Linked DNA regions of Homo sapiens: region 2 is linked to region 1. A link is a loop called in an ENCODE intact Hi-C map of the cell type or tissue named here. Cell type or tissue: B cell. All regions are shown on one strand. Each heading gives the region's core, and the rest is flanking DNA. Links, peaks and the distances in the headings are about the cores only. Region 1 has its middle 19 kb from the start of NAGK. Region 2 overlaps MPHOSPH10 (M-phase phosphoprotein 10).

Region 1 (8,333 bases), core at 45-8,044:
ACATCAGTATCAGTTATTAATTGGTGTTATTAATAATATTAATAATTTATTGTTATTCTTAGTATAACTATTTAATAGTAATTATCATTATTATCGGTATTGATTTTTTAAATCATATTATCAGTTATTAATATTGATTATTATTATCAATTAATAATTGATATTATTAATTGTGATAAGTAATATTGCGACATTCCTCACAATATCGCAGAAAATGTACACCGCTCTGTGATGTTGTTCCTAATAGCCAGGGGTAGACAATGACATTACTCCAAATATCGCACTGGGTGTACATCCCTTCTGTGCTCTTGTTCCTAATATCCAGCTGGGGTATACACCACCTGCAATATTGGAAGTAATCGTATTTTCTGCCCCCCTCCCCCGGATATTAGAAACAATATCGCAGGGGGTGTGAAGAACCCCTGCGATATTTGGAGTAATATCGTCTCCCTTCATGAGTATTAAGAAGAATATCAAGGGGGGGTCGAGGGAACACACCCTTTGATATTTCATATCATCCTCTTCACCGGTGGATATTAGGAAAAATATGAGGAAGGGATGTACAGACCCTGAGACATTTGCTGTCCTATAACTGTCTCTCCCCTAGTAATTAGGAATAATGTAATGGGGGATGTGAACACCCCTGCGATATTGGGAGAAATATCATCCTCTCCCACCTTGGATATTAGGAACAATATCACAGGGTTGTGTACACCTCCTGCGTTATTGGGAGTAATATCATCCTCCCTCCCTCTGGATAGTAGGAAGAGTTTCACAGGGGTGTGTACACCCCCTGCGATAGTAGAAGTAATATCATCCTGTCGCCCTGAGGAGGGAAGCCACTTTTCTGACTGTCTCCTGTCTCTGAAAAGGAGAAGGAAGTAAAAGTTGAAAAAGAACAGGATGAAGTCAGTGTCAAGAGCAGTTGTTGCCACTGATGAGCTGGCCCGAGGTGAAAAGATGAACCCCCCCCCGCCCAACTCTAAGCACATGTGCTCTCAATCCATCACGATCCTTTCACGTGGAACCCCTTAGAGTTGTAAGCCCTGAAAAGGGCCAGGGAGTCTGTCTTCCTTCGGGGAGCTCGGCTCTTAAGACGCGAGTCTGCAGACGCTCCCGGTCGAAAAAGAATTCTCTTCCTTTTTAAATCCGGTGTCTGAGAGGTTTTGTCTTTGGCTCATCCAGAACGTTTACTTGGTTCACTCTGACCACGAGTCGAACCCAGGCCGCGGTGGATGAGAGCGCCGAATCCTAACCACTAGACCGCCAGGGGAACTTGGAACTCTGTGAGAGATAGATTGCCCAACTTTAATAGTGGGTTGGCCATCAGAAGGAAGCCTGGACAGGTCCCTTGTTTCTAAGGTGTGGCAAAAGGTGACTGGTAAAGGATACCTAGACCAGTTCCCATACATAGACACTTGGTGACAGCTGGTGCTAGACCCCCCACAGTGGCTAAGAGGCCAGGCAGCAGCAGTACTAGGAGCAAAGGGACAGATAGCTAAGGAAGGATCCGGCTCCACCCACCCAGGGAAATCAACTCCTGAAGTTCTATTCGACCCAACATCAGAAGATCCATTACAGGAGATGGCACCAGTGATCCCAGTGCTGCCTTCCCCTTACCAGGGAAAGAGGCTCCCCACTCTTGAGCCCACAGTGCTTGTGCCTCCCCAAGACAAGCATATCCCTAGGCCACCCAGAGCAGATAAGAGAGGAGGTGGAGACTCGGGAGAAACCCCTCCCTTGGCAGCTGGTTTATGACCCGAAACTGGGATACAAATGCCCCTGAGAGAGCAGCGGTATACTGGGATAGATGAGGATGGTCACTTGGTGGAGAGGCGTGTTTTTGTGTAGCAGCCCTTCACCTCTGACCACCTTCTCAACTGGAAAAACAATACCTTGTGCAATACCGAAAAGCCACAAGCTCTAATTGATTTGCTCCAAACTATTATCCAGACCCACAACCCCACCTGGGCTGATTGGCACCAGTTGCTCATGTTCCTCTTTAACAGAGATGAAAGGCGGAGAGTCCTCCAAGCAGCAACTAAGTGGCTAGAGGAACATGCACCAGCTGATTATCAAAAACCCCCCTAAGGACCCAGTTACCAGGAACCGAACCCCAGTGGGACCCAAATGAAAGAGAGGCTATGCAAAGGCTAAACCGCTAAACTGAGACAGGGAAGCTCTCTTGGAAGGATTAAAGAGGGGAGCACAGAAGGCCACAAACGTTAACAAGGTCTCTGAGGTCATTCAGGGAAAAGAAGAAAGTCCAGCACAATTCTACGAGACACCGTGTGAGGCCTATTGTATGTATACTCCCTTTGATCCTGATAGTCTTGAAAATCAGCGCATGATTCACATGGCTTTAGTCAGTCAAAGCGCAGAAGACATTGGAAGAAAACTGCAGAAACAGGCTGGGTTTGCAGGGATGAATACATCACAATTATTAGAAATAGCCAACCAGGTGTTTGTAAACAGGGCTGCAGTAAGCCTTGAGGAAAACCGCAAAGAGAATGGACATCAGGCCCGGCGAAACACCGACCTGGTTGTCAGCTGCAGCAATCAGAGGGGTCCTCCGAAGGAGGCAAGGGAAGGGGGGGCCCTGGGAATGAAACTCAGCTTGGCTGTCAGAGTTTGCAGTGTAACCAGTGTGCTTCTTGTAAAGAAATAGGACACTGGAAGAACAAATGCCCTCAGCTCAAAAGAAAACAAGGTGACTCAGAGCAGGAGGCCCCGGACAAGGAGGAAGGGGCCCTGCTCAACCTGGCAGAAGGGTTATTGGACTGAGGGAGACCAGGCTCAAGTGTCCCCAAAGAGCCTATGGTCAGAATGACAGTCGGGGGTAGAGACATTGATTTTCTTGTAGGTAGCGGTGCTGAACATTCGCTAGTAACCGCCCTGGTCGGCCCCTTATCCAAAAAGACTATTGATATCATCGGAGCCATGGGGGTTTCAGCAAAGCAAGCTTTCTGCTGGCCTCAGACTTGTACTGTAGGAGGACATAAAGTGATTCATCAGTTTTTGTACATGCCTGACTGTCCCTTGCCCTTGTTGGGAAGGGACTTGCTCAGCAAGCTGAGAGCAACTGTCTTTGCTGCTAAAATTCCCCAGAACGGGAGTCATTATGACCCTTACCATCCCCGGAGAGGAGGAATGGAGACTTTTTTTTAACTGAGCCGGGCGGAGAGATAAGATCACCTCTGGCTAAGTGGTGGCGAAGAGTACGGGCAGAAGACAACCCTCCAGGGTTGGCAGTCAACCAAGCCCCCATACTCATACAAGTTAAGCCTGGGGCCCAGCTGGTTAGGCAAAACCAGGACCCGGTCCCCAGAGAAGCTCTTCAAGGTATCGAGGGCCATCTCAAGCACCTAAGAACTTTGGGAATTACAATTCCTTGTCAGTCTCCTTGCTGGAGCGTGTTGCTCCCATACGTTCATGACCTTTTGCTGGGACACCCCATGGCAGTCGGGTGCGCCAAGGGAACGGATGCCCTACTCTGGCACCTGGAGGACTGTGGGTATAAGGTGTCCAAGAAAAAAGCTCAGATCTGCTGATAGCAGGTACCTTACTTGGGATTTAGTATCCGACAGGGGGAACGCGGCCTGGAATCAGAAAGAAAGCAGGTCATTTGCAATCTACCAGAGCCTAAGAGCAGAAGGCAGGTGAGAGAATTCTTACGAGCTGTGGGGTTTCATAGACTGTGGATCCCAAACTTTGCAGTATTAGCCAAGCCTTTGTATGACCTCACAAAGTTTGGGGGTGGGGGGACAGGGAAACTTTTGAATGCGGATCCCAACAACAGCAAGCCTTTCATGAGTTAAAGGAAAAACTTATGTCAGCCCCAGCCCTGGGGCTACCCGATCTGACAAAGCCTTTTACATTGTATGTGTCAGAAAGAGAAAAGATGGCAGTTGGAGTTTTAAGCCAAACTGTGGGGCCCTGGCCGAGGCCGGTGGCCTACCTCTCTAAACAACTAGATGGAGTTTCTAAAGGATGGCCCCCCTGTTTGAGGGCCTTGGCAGCAACTGCCCTGCTAGTCCAAGAAGCAAATAAGCTGACTTTTGGGCAAAACCTGAACATAAAGGCCCCCCATGTTGGGGTGACTTTAATGAACACTAAAGGACATCATTGGCTAATGAATGCTAGACTCATCAAGTACCAAAGTGTGCTCTGTGAAAATCCCCGTATAACCACTGAAGTTTGTAACACCCTAAACCCTGCCACCTTGCTCCCGGTATCAGAGCGGCCTGTCAAGCGTGATTGTGTAGAAGTGTTGGATTCAGTTGACTCTAGCAGACCTGACCTTCGGGACCAGCCTTGGGCATCAGTAGACTGGGAACTATACGTGGACAGGAGCAGCTTCATCAACCCACAAGGAGAGAGATGTGCAGGATATACAGTGATGCAGTAGTAGCCCTGGATACTGTTGTTGAAGCCAGATCATTGCCCCAGGCCACTTCAGCCCAGAAAACTGAACTCATTGCTTTAATTGGGGCCTTAGAACTCAGTGAAGGTGAGACTGTCAACATTGACACTGATTCTCGGTATGCCTTTTTAACCCTTCAAGTGCGTAGAGGATTATAGAAAGAAAAGGGCCTACTGAACTCTGGGGGGAAAGACATAAAATATCAACAAGAAATCTTGCAATTATTAGAAGCAGTATGGAAACCCCACAAGGTGGCACTTAGGCATCAGCAAGCTTCCACCTTGCTGGGTTTGGGGAATTCCCACGCTGACTCAGAGGCTCAAAAAGCAGCATCTGTCCCCTTCCAGGCATCAGTCACAGCCCCTCTGCTCCCTCAAACACCTGATCTTGTACCTACTTCTTCTAAAGAAGAAAAGGACTTTCTCCAGGTAAAGGGGAGGACAAGTGACAGAGGAAGGATGGATTCAGTTACCAGATGGGAGAGTAGCTGTGCCACAGCTCCTAGGAGGTGCAGTTGTACTGGCTGTGCATGAAACCATCCATCTAGGTCAGGAGTCACTGGAAAAGTTGTTAGGCCGGTATTTCTACATCTCGCATTTGTCAGCCCTCGCCAAAACCATGAGGCAGCGGTTTGTTACCTGCCGACACCATAATGCGAGGCAAGGTCCAGCTGTTCCGCCCGGCATACAAGCTTATGCAGCAGCCCCCATTGAAGATCTGCAGGTAGACTTCAGAGAGATGCCAAAGTGTGGAGGTAACAAGTATTTACTAGTTCTTGGGTGTACCTAGTCTGGGTGGGTGGAGGCTTATCCAACATGAACTGAGAAAGCTCGTGAAGTAACCCATCTGCTTCTTCGAGATCTTATTCCTAGGTTTGAACTGCCCTTATGGGTAGGCTCAGATAACGGGCCAGTGTTTGTGGCTGACTTGGTACAGAAGACGGCAAAGGTATTGGGGATCACACGGAAACTGCATGCCGCCTCCCAGCCTCAGAGTTCCGGAAAGGTGGAGCGGATGAATCGGACTATCAAAAATAGTGCTATACTATTGTCTTCCCCGCTGGATATTTAAAACAGCACCACAAGGGGCATCAAACCACCTGCTAAATTTGAGGGAATGTTATCCTCTCCCCACCTCCCCCGGCCCCGGATATTAGAGACAATAACACAGGGGTAATGTACACCCACTGCTTTATTGGGAGTAATATCATCCTCTCCCTTCTTGGATATTAGGAACAATATCACACTGTGCATGTACGCCTGTCGTGAAATTCAATGGAATGTCATCCTTTGCCTCCCTGGATATGATGAACAATATCACGGGGGATGTACAACTTGTGAGATATTGGGAGTGATATCATCCTCTCCCGTCTGGAAGTTAGGGACAGTATCACAGGGGTGGTGTACACCCTCTGGGATGTTGGGACTAATATCATCCTCCCGCCCACTGGATATGAAAAACCATATCACAAGGGGCTTGTACACACACTTCGATATTGGTATTAATACCATCCTCTCCCTCTTTGGATATTCGGTGCCATATTTCAGGTGGGGTATACACCACCTGCAATATTGGAAGTAATAAGATTTTCTCCCCCCCGGATATCAGAGACAATATCACAGGGGGTGTCAACAGCCCCTGCGATATTTGGAGTAATATCATCGTCTCCCCTCATGAATATTAAGAACAACATCGTAGGGGTGGGGGGTGTACACCCCCTTTCATATTTGATATCATCCTCTTCCCCCCTGGATATTAGGAACAATATCAGGAAGGGATGTGCAGACCCTGCAATATTTGCCGTCATATAATTGTCTCTCCCCTAGATATTAGGAAAAATGTAACTGGGGATGTGACCAGCCCTGCGATATTGGGAGTAGTATCATCCTCTCCCCGTTGCATATTAGGAACAGTATCACAGGTGGGGTGTAGTGTCTCTGCGATATTGGGAGTAAAATTATCCTCTCTTCCCCTGGATATTAGGAAGGGTATCAGAGGGGGAGGGTGTACATTCCCTTCGATATTCAATGTAATCTTATCCTCTCCCTCCCAGGGTATTAAGAACAATATTACAGGAGGGGTGTACACCCCCTGCGATATTGAGAGTCATATCATTCTCTTTCGCTCTGGATATTAGGAACAATATCACAGGGTTGTGTACACCCCCTGGGATATTGGGAGTCATATCATCCTCTCTCCCTGTGGATATTAGGAAGAGTATCACAGGGCTGTGTATACCCCTGCGGTATTGGGAGTCATATCATCCCCTCTCCCTCTGGATATAAGGAAGAGTTTCACAGGGGTGTGTGCACCCGCTGCGATATTGGGAGTAATATCATCCTCTCCACCCAGGAAATGACTAACAAGGTCACGGGGGGGAACTTGCCCCTGCCATATTGGGAGTAATGTCGTCCTCCCCAAACCTGGATGTTAGCAGCAAGATCACAGAGTGGGTGTACACACCCTTCGATATTGGAAGTAATATGATTCTCTCCCCACCTGGATATAGGGAAAAATATCACAGCGCGGGTATACATTTCCTATGCTGTTGGGAGTAATATCATTCTTTTCCTTTCTGGATATTAGGAACAATATCACAGGGGTGGTGTACATTTACTTTGATATTGGGAGTAATATCATCCTCTCCCCGTTAGGACATTAGGAACAATATCCCAGGGTGGTGTCCACCCTCTGCGATATTGAGAGTAATATCATCTTCTATTTCCCTGGTTATTAGACACAATATCACAAAAAGGTGTACAACCCCTGCGATATTGGGAGTAATATCATACTCTCCTTCCCTGGATATTAGAAAACAATATTCATCAGGGCTGAATACCCCCTGCGATAATGGGAGTAATATTTTCTCTTTCACAGGCCATTAGGAACAATATCACAGCGGGTGTTTACACACCCTGCGATATTGGAGGTAATATCATCCTCTGCCCCCTGGCATATTACCAACGATATCAAACAGGGGTGGTGTACACCCCTTGTGATATTGGGAGTATTATCATCCTCTCCACCTCCGGGTATTAGGAACAATATCCCGGCGGGGGGTAGTACAACCCCAGTGATATTGGGAATAATGTCATCCTCTCCTTCCCCGGATATTAGGAACAATATCACAGGAGGGTGTACACCTTCTGCGATATTGGAAGCAATATCATCCTCTTCCCCGCTGGATATTAGAAAAAATATCACTCATGGTGTACACCCACTGTGATATCAGGAAGAATATTACAGGGTGTACACCCACTCTGACTTTAGGAGAAATAGCTCCCTAAAATGTCACAAATAATATCACAGGGTATACAGTAATATCTCCCTAGGATATGACACATACTATCACAGGGTGTACACCCACTGTGATAACAGGAGTAATATGTCCCAAGGATATTACCAATAATATCACAAGGCCGTACACCCAGTATGACATAAGGAGTGATATCTCCCTAGGATACTACGAATACCGTCACAGGATGTACACCCATGGTGTGCACCCACGGTGATACTAGGAGTAATATCTACCCAGGAAATAACCAATAACAGCACAGGGTGTACATACATGATGTCCACCCATGGTGATGTTATGAGAACTATCTCCCTAGGATAATACGAATAATATCACAGAGTGTACACACATGGTATACACACACTGTAGCACTAGGAATAATAACTTTCTGAGATATGAATAGCATCACAGAATAAAAACACATGGTGTACGCCCACTGTAACATCAGGCGTAATTTCTCCCTAGGATATTACGAGTAGCATCTCAGGGTGTACAAACATGGTGTACACCCACTGTGACATGACGGGTAATATCCCCCTAGAGGATATTACCAATAACATCACAGGGTGTTCACCCGTGGTGTACATGCACTGTAATATTAGGAATAATATCTCC
Region 2 (8,333 bases), core at 220-8,219, 100 kb after region 1:
TTTCACTTATAAGTACATTTTACAGCATAAGCATGTGGTGTTTTTAATTGCAGGATGAAGGTAAAGACAAGGCCTTAAAGTCCTCTCAAGCATTCTTTTCTAAATTACAAGATCAAGTAAAAATGCAAATCAATGATGCAAAGAAAACAGAAAAGAAAAAGAAGAAAAGACAGGATATTTCTGTTCATAAATTAAAGCTGTAATATATTTTGAATATAATGTAAATATTAATGTGTAAGCTTATATTGTGTCATTGTTCTGTTTTATAATAAAATTCTTGAGAACCTTCCTTTGCATCGATGACAGATATTTGAGGGTTCCATAGTGTGAAAAGACAAACCCCTAACCATTTGCAAAGCCCTTCCGGTTTTCACTGGTATGAAGCAGGACCTGGCTCCTCCCCAGGCCCTTCCTGTTCAGGCACTGCCTGAGCTGATCCTGCTGTGCTCTTGCCGTGGCCCAGGCCTGTGTGAAGGCCAGGCCAGCTTGTCCACATGGGCTGGTGAGCAAGCACTGGCCTGCAGGCTGTGAAGAGGACAGAGCCAGCCAACCCCCTCACAAGCAGCTGTCTACAGCAGAGGTCCTCACTCTTTGGGCTCTTGATTTCCTTCTCCCATTGCCCTGTCATTTCATAAAACAGTAGCATTTTCATGCCTGTGCCTTCCTTCCCCTTTGGGAAATGATCTCATGTCATCTGAACAAAGGTTTAATGTAGGCTGTAGAGCACTATCCACAATCAGCTGCAGAGGACAGGTATGATGGAGAAGTGAATCTAGAAGCAACAGAAGCTCCATACAGCCAGTAATGTAAACTGCAGTCTGCAGAGTGTTCTGTGACCACCAGGTGCTCATTGTTTCAACCTCCCCATCCAGGGAAAAATGCCTTTTGTCTGATAGGCTCTCATACTGATTTGATGGAAATGCAGTAAGCCTTAGTCCAGATGGGTAGAGAATGTGGACTAAGATTCCACCAAAGCAACAGGTGAAGCCCTTCTGGTTTTTTTGTCTACAAGGGGTCAATCAGTGGTCCAGAAGAGCCTGTGGAAGTTTGCACTCTGCATTCCTGTTACTGCAGAAGCTGGCTGCAGCAGGGTAGAGCTAGGCTGGGGGCTACATTAAGCACTGGCTTTTGTCCATCTGTGCTGCTATAACAAAATACCTGGGACTGGGTCATTTATAAACAATAGAAACATTTCCTACGGTTCTGGAGGCTGAGAGGTCTGAGATGAAGGTGCTGGCAAGTTGAGTGGTAAGAGCTGCTCTGCTTCAAGGTGGTGCCTTATGTCCTCACTTGGCAGAAGGTGGAAGGACAAAAAGCCATCAAACTCACTCCTTCAGTCCTTTTATAAGGATGCTGATCCCATCCATGAGGGCTCTGCCTTCAAGACTTAATCATTTAAAGGTCCTACCTTTTAATATCTCATTGGCCATTAAGTTTCTACACAGGAATTTTGAAGGACACATTCAGATCATAGCATAGCATTCCACCCTTGGCTTCTCAAGTGTACGTTCTTAAATGAACACATTAATTCCATCCCAATAGCTCCCAAAATCTTAACTTGTTCCGGCATCAACTTTAAATTCTAAGTCCAAAGTCTGTAAACATGGGTAAGACCAACTCAAGGTATGATTCATCCTGAGCCAAATTTCCCTCCAGCTGTCAAATCAAACAAGTTACGTGCTTCCAAAATACAACGGTGGAATAGGCATAGGATAGATATTCCCATTTAAAGGGGAGAAATAGGAAGAAGTAGCTTAGTCCTAAGTAAGTCCAAAACACACCAGGTAAACAACATTAAGTCTTGAGGCTTGAGGATAGTCTTTGACTTTATGTCTCACCTTCCAGTCACACTGGGGTGAGGGTTGGGTCCCCAAGGCTCCAGGCAGCTCCACCCCCATAGCTTTACTGGGTGCAGCCCATGCCCTGGCTCTCACTGGTTGGAGTCCTGTGCATGCAGCTCTCCCAGCCTGGCATTGCACACTGGTGGCTGTATAGGTCCAGGGTCTCAGGGGCAGCCCTGCCCCAGTGGCTGTGCTGGGCATTGCCTGGGAAGGTGTTCTCTGTGGTGGCCCTGCCCCACAGCATTTCTCTGCCTGCATTTGATGCCCCTCAGTCCTTGACATATATCACTCACTTGGTTTTCTGGCTGCCAAGTCTCTTCCTCCTACTGCGCTAGCTCAGTCTCCTTTGCAGGCTCCTTCTTACTGCCCTGCCTTTTGTTAATGAAATGCTCAGTCTTTTGACCTCTTAGTTCTCTATCTACAGTCAATCCTTGGTCCCATGTATTAATACCATTTAAACCCCAACAACTCCCAAATTTGTATTTCCAGTCTGACCTGACTTGATTACATCAGTTCAAGGGTTTTCATCCTCAAGAACGTCTAAGTGGTATCTCACATTTACATGTCCGAAACTGAACTCTTACTCTTTCTGCTCCATCCTGCCAGTTGCTAGGCTAAAGTCCTCAGAGTTTCCCTTGACTCTTCTCTTGTACATTACCACCTTTACCATGAGCAAATCCTGCTAGCTCAGTCTTCTAAATATATTCAGAATATAACGATTTCTTATCAATGGCAATGCCAACATCCCGACCCAAAATGTCACCATCATCTCCCCTTGGATTACTGCATCAGCCTTCTGTTTTCCTCACTCCCTCTCTTGCTTCCATCCTTGTGTACCCCATGATCTATTCTTAATGCAACAGGGAAAGGGGTCCTTTCAGAGCTTATGCTCAAAATCTTTGTCTCCCCTCCTCCCATCTCAGTCAAAGTCGATGCTCAAATCCATGCAATGACCTGCAGGGTCCTACATCAGGTGCTGGCAAACAGTAGCTGGATGGCAAGTTAGCCAGCTGTTTCTGTAAATAAAGTTTCATTGGAACACAACCACACTCATATGTTACGTATTGTCTGTGGCTGCTTTCACACTACAATAGCAGTGTTGCCTAGTTATGATGGAGGCCACGTGACCCCCAAAGCCTCAAATATTTACTATCTGGCCCTTCACAGAACAAATTTGCTAACACTTGCCCTCCATGATCTGGCTCTTTGCTGCCTCCCTTGCTTTGTTTCTGCTCTAGTCTTCTGGCCTCCTTGGTTTTCTTAGAGCCTGCTAGGCAATCTTCCACCTCAGGGCTTTTTTTTTTTTGGGGGGACAGAGCCTCACTCTGTCGCCAGGCTAGAGTACAGTGGCACGATCTCGGCTCACTACAACCTCCGCCTCCTGGGTTCAAGCGATTCTCCTGCCTCAGCCTCCTGAATAGCTGGGACTACAGGCGCGTGCCACCACACCCAGCTATTTTTTTGCATTTTTAGTAGAGGCAGGGTTTCACCATGTTGGCCAGGATGGTCTCGAGCTCTTGATCTCGTGATCCTCCCGCCTCGGCCTCCAAAAATACTGAGATTACAGGCGTGTGCCACCGCGCCTGACCCATCTGTCTTTTAAAAAATGTTTTTAATTTGAGGTATAATTTATATTCAGTGAAATGCACAGATGTGAAGTGCACATTTTGATCAGTTTTAACAAACGCATTACCCATGTAACCTACTTCCTTTCAAGATATAGAGCATTTCTGTCATCCAGAAAGTTCTCCTGTGCTTTAATCCTGTCCAGCACTCCCCCAGCAGCTGCTGAACATGCCTGAGGACATTGGTACAGGACTCTGGCCTCCCCAAAAGAGCTGCTTGGACAAGTCTGCTTGGCTTACCCTAAATCCCTGCCTGCACTCTAAAAATTTCCATCTTTAAACTGGTTGTACCTATAACCCTCCCTCATCAAATAAATAAACCCTGAAAAATAGGAGAATACCCCTTCCTGGCCCCGCAGCCCAGCACCTAATATTTACTATATACCCAAGCTTTTAGAAGTACGACTTGCACAGGTGGGGGCTGGCAGCTGCATCCCATCCTCCTCCTGGTAGCCTCTATCAGCCTACAGGGCTCTCAGAGCAGATCTGGCCAGGCAGCCTGAGCCTGGAAGTGCAGCGCAGCCTCCTGCTCGTTCACCCTCACTAGGGTGGCAGCTGCGGCAGCAGCTGGGCTCACCCGTTAAGCAAGAAGGTGAGGATGGGAGCGGGATGACCATTGGCTGGACAGTGACACTCAGACCCCAGCCTGGGCAAGCCTGTCTGAAAGCCCCCTTCCTTTCGGTCCAACTGTGGAGGGAGGGGGCAGAGCGTACGGGGTTCTACTGCCCTCCTCATCCTTTAGACGTCCTTCCTCCTAGGAGAGGGAGCTGCTCATTAATTGGCCAAAGCCTTCTTGAAGGCTGTAAATTTGACAGGCTTGGTGTGTGGGGGCCAACCATGCTAAAGAGAGCATCTGGTGTGTCAGAAGGCAGCCACCTCACCAGGGGAGGGTCAGCCCCCTTGGTGATCTCCTTCCCCTGCTGGACACAGCTTCCTGCACTCTCCCCATGTGAATGCTCCCCTCAGAGCTGCTTCCAAGGGTGGGGTTCTAACCCTGTGAGTGGGGACATTGTGTTCATTTACAATGGGCCATGGTTTCATCTGAAATCTCCAACTCAGAGGCAGTAGAGAGGAGAAGAGAAATTCCCTGCACCTCCTCCCTCCTCAGCACCCCCACCTCTGCACGCGTCCACATATGGAGAGCCTGACAATGGCCCCTGGGAGTGCCTCCATCTGCGCCTCCTTTCCATGCCTGCAGCAGCCACGCGCACTGTCCAGACCCTCACCCGCCTGGCTCAGTAGGCGCTGCACTGCCTCTGGTCCTGCCCCTACACCTGGGCCTCTGTACCCGTCAATTCCCCCAGTCTGGTTCTTATTTCCCCCAACAAGTAGGCAGCATGTAAGGTCATCTGTTGAGCAGGGTTGAGGGAGATAATAAGGTGGGGCTGTGAGGATGAGGAGAAGCTTATGGTCGTGCTGGAGACTCAGCTGAGCAGCCCCATTGGCTGCCTACCCAGTGGTCATCCCGCTCCCACCCTTATTTCTTCTTTGTAGACAAAACCTTGACTTCATTAAATGTTGGACACCTATGAACTTCATGGACTCTTCTGCAGCCTCCCTGCCATGTAATGGTAAATCTAAGTCAACCCTAGTAATTTCATTCCTCTGGCCAATGATCGCTTGGGGTGTGGCCATGAGCTGCCTCTTCGCCTGAGCCTGAGCCACAGCTACCCTCTGCACCTACCATGCTGACACGCTAGGCCAGGGAGAGCTCCATCTCAATGGAGATGAGCTGTGAGGGCCTCTGCTGGTGGCTGGGCAGATCAGGTAGTTGTAACGGGTTTTGTTCAGAAGGGAAGGTCGTCCATCAGCTTCTCCTCAGCATTGGCCATGCGGCAGTCCCTTGGGAAAACACACAGACCTGCTGGGCCCTTGTGCAACTGACCCCCATGGCAGCTGACAGGCACAAAGGGGAGAGTCGAGATGGCCAGGGACCACAGGTGCCCCAAGGGCTGGCTGAAGCAGTTCATGAAGGTGCTGGCAGGCCTGTCTCTCCTTGGGGACTTCAAGTGACATTCAAGAGAGAGCTCAGCTATCTCCTCCCATGCCATACCTCTTCCTCCTCCTCTTCCCTCGAGCAATAAATGGCATCCCACACTCTAGACATCTGGTACAAAACGGGGTGTCTCTTCCTGATCCCTCCCTTGGTTCATCCAAGTAACCACCAAGTCCTGTCTGTTCCCCCATCTCCACCGCTACAGCCATGTCCCTACCTCCCCAGTCCTGCCGTCCTTCTGGTCTCTCCACCCTCACTCTTCCCCTGTCATCCATGTACAATACAGTGCCAGACTGGTCTTTCTACAGCAAAATGGACTAAGGCCCTTCCCTACCCACAACTCTCGGAGCTGGAGGTGGAGTTAAAACTCACATGTTTTGGCTTGGCATTCAGAGCTCGTTCCCTCTTGGCACTGGCTTATCCAGAGCGCTCATAGTTTGGGTTTGGTGCAGAACTGGGTATGAGGTAGTGCTTTCCCTGAGAAGAAACAGGGCTGAGATGGGGGCATTTTCTGGGTTCAGAGTTAGACCTATGGAGTGCAAGGTTCCTCTGAGACACCAAATGAAGTGGTCCAGCTGGCAGCTGGCTCCTGGTCTGGAGCTTCAAGGAGAGGTCTCAGCTCAGAGCCACATTCAAAACCCAGCTTAAATGCAGCCTTCTGCAGGGAGCCCCTGGAGCTTCCACAGCCTCAGATCTGCCCCCTGCACACCCCAGATCTTTTGCCAAGTGGCGTTCGGGTCTTCATGTCATCTCTCTCCCATGTCTGGGAGTAAAGGTGAGGTGCGGGAAGTTGAGCTTTTGTACTGTGGTGTCTTCAGGGAGACTGTGTTAGGTAGAGGGGAGGCGGCTTGGAAAGAGGGAGACTCAGAGGAGAGTCAAGGACATCTGAGCAGGTGAGCCTGGGAGCAGGAAAAGGGATGAGAGTGAGCAGAGGAAACTACTGGGGCAGGAGAGCAGGTGGAAGGATCAGGGAATGAGGGGGGCTGGAGAGGTGGGGGTGGGGATCCTGGTGAGGGGCTGCCTGCCTCCCGCAAGGGCCAGTTCACCTGGTTGCCCCAAACCCCTCCCTCTGAGGGTGGGGCCAGAGGGCCCAGAGCATTGATCAACCCAATTGAGCAGGCCTGAGGTGGACTTGGGTGGGAGCTGGGCTGGACTCCTGGCCCTGGGGAGCAGCTGCCACCCTGCCTATTCCATCCACTTTCCAACTCGCTGCCTATTGGAGCAGATGCAATATTGGGTGCCTTGTGAAAGATGCTCCTAGTGCACTTGCTGCCTGCTGACCCTCCCCCCAAGACTGCTCCGAGCTCTCCAGAGGGGGGTCCTGTGGAGGCTTGGCCTAGATTCTGAGCCCTGCCTCTCATACCTGGGACCCCTCCCCCAGAGGCAGCTGCTTGAGTACCCTGGAAGCCAGTCTGTAGCCTCAGGCTAGAGCTGGGTCCCTCCCACAGCCTTTCTTTAGCTCATCTATTTGGACTGACTGCTCATTTCATAGAAAGGGGTGTGTCTTGCCCCAGCCCATCTGGCATATATAAGGCAGCTGTGGTGTCAGAATCCGCAGCTCCCATCCCCCAGCTCTGCAATACTAGAGGAGGCTGGATTCCACATCTCTGAAGTCCCACCGGACTGGTGCGATGGGGCTCACGAGTCCAGGGCTGCTCTGCAGGCTGTGGGGCTCACCTCCAGCTCGGAGCCCACCTGGTGTGCTCAAGTTGCTCACCTTTGGGCCTGTCCTGCCTCTCAGGCATTCAGCTGACCCCGAGGGACTCTCCCTCATCTTGACCACCAGTTACGGGCTCTAAGTTAGAGGTTCCCAGAACCTTAGACCATTTGGCCAAACCCTCCATTTCTCAGCTGGGGAAACTGAAACCAAAGAGGAGAAGCAACTTTCTCAAGGACCCCCAGCAAGTCAGAGGCAGAACTGGGTCTAGCAGCCTCCTCCCGACAGAGGGCCTCCCTGACCCCTGAGCCTTTACTGCCTCGTTAACTTCCCTATAAGGAGACTGCTCTGCCGAGGCTGGAAATGGAAATGCTCTCCGTGGCGGTGTGTGCCCGTGACTGCGCCCGTGTTTGTACTTGTGAGTGTGTATGGGGGTGGGGGTGAGGGATGGGAATAAACAGCAGGGATGCTGGGGGCTGGAATGCACTCTGCCTCACTCCAAAAAGGGGCGTGGGGGAGCCCAGCGCAGCACATGATTAGACTTTCCAATCTGCTGAATGCCTGTGAGGCCAGCTGGGCTCAGAAGACAAGGGACAGGCCTTTCTCCACAGATGGCAGGGGTGGCCCAGGACGGGTGAAAGCTTCTGCAGCAGCATTGGGGGTCACACCCCAGTCCATGGGCTGACAGTTAAGCAGAGAAGCCGCCACTAGGGGTCAGTCATGATCCAGCGATTCTGATGAGCGGGGCGGGGTACCACCAGCCTCTATCCAGGGTCTTGTCTTCCAGACCTCCTTGGGAAAAACTACTCCCTGGCAGAAAAGGGCTAATAATTTGAGAGGAAGCTTTCATGCACGTCCTTGTGAAGAGACCACCAAACAGGCTTTGTGTGAGCAACATGGCTGTTTATTTCACCTGGGTGCAGGTGGGCTGAGTCCGAAAAGAGAGTCAGTGAAGGGAGATGGATTATCATTAGTTCTTATAGGTTTTGGGATAGGCAGTGAAGTTAAGAGCAATGTTTTGCGGGCAGGGGTGGATCTCACAAAGTACATTCTCAAGGGTGAGGAGAATTACAGAGAACCTTCTTAAGGGTGGGGGAGATTACAAAGTACATTGATCAGTTAGGGTGGGGCAGGAACAAATCACAATGGTGGAATGTCATCAGTTAAGGCTATTTTTACTTCTTTTGTGGATCTTCAGTTACTTCAGGCCATCT

Evidence for each region. Hi-C counts contacts between places; a loop is a spot of excess contacts. Peaks named below come from ENCODE experiments on the same cell type or tissue, not always from the same donor. Only the 100,000 strongest peaks of a DNase experiment are listed, where the experiment ranks them.
Region 2: it touches region 1 in a loop (23-fold over the local background); 3 of 110 quality-filtered maps call a loop at or near these places.

Annotation. Positions count from the first base shown.
Region 1 is chr2:71,045,158-71,053,490 of GRCh38, forward strand. It overlaps the pseudogene TRE-CTC15-1. Among named protein-coding and RNA genes, the nearest start is that of NAGK, 19 kb to the right of the region's middle. In B cell, for the core only: a CTCF peak has its summit at 4,667 (motif pointing right); a DNase peak (open chromatin) is centred at 4,724; H3K27me3 peaks cover 310 bases.
Region 2 is chr2:71,149,813-71,158,145 of GRCh38, forward strand. It overlaps MPHOSPH10 (M-phase phosphoprotein 10), which reads left to right. Exons shown (of 11, transcript NM_005791.3): 11 at 54-289. The coding sequence ends at 203. Among named protein-coding and RNA genes, the nearest start is that of MPHOSPH10, 23 kb to the left of the region's middle. RefSeq lists an enhancer at 1,826-1,885 and silencers at 7,710-7,849, 7,772-7,933. In B cell, for the core only: a CTCF peak has its summit at 7,828 (motif pointing right); DNase peaks (open chromatin) are centred at 5,219 and 7,829; H3K27me3 peaks cover 548 bases.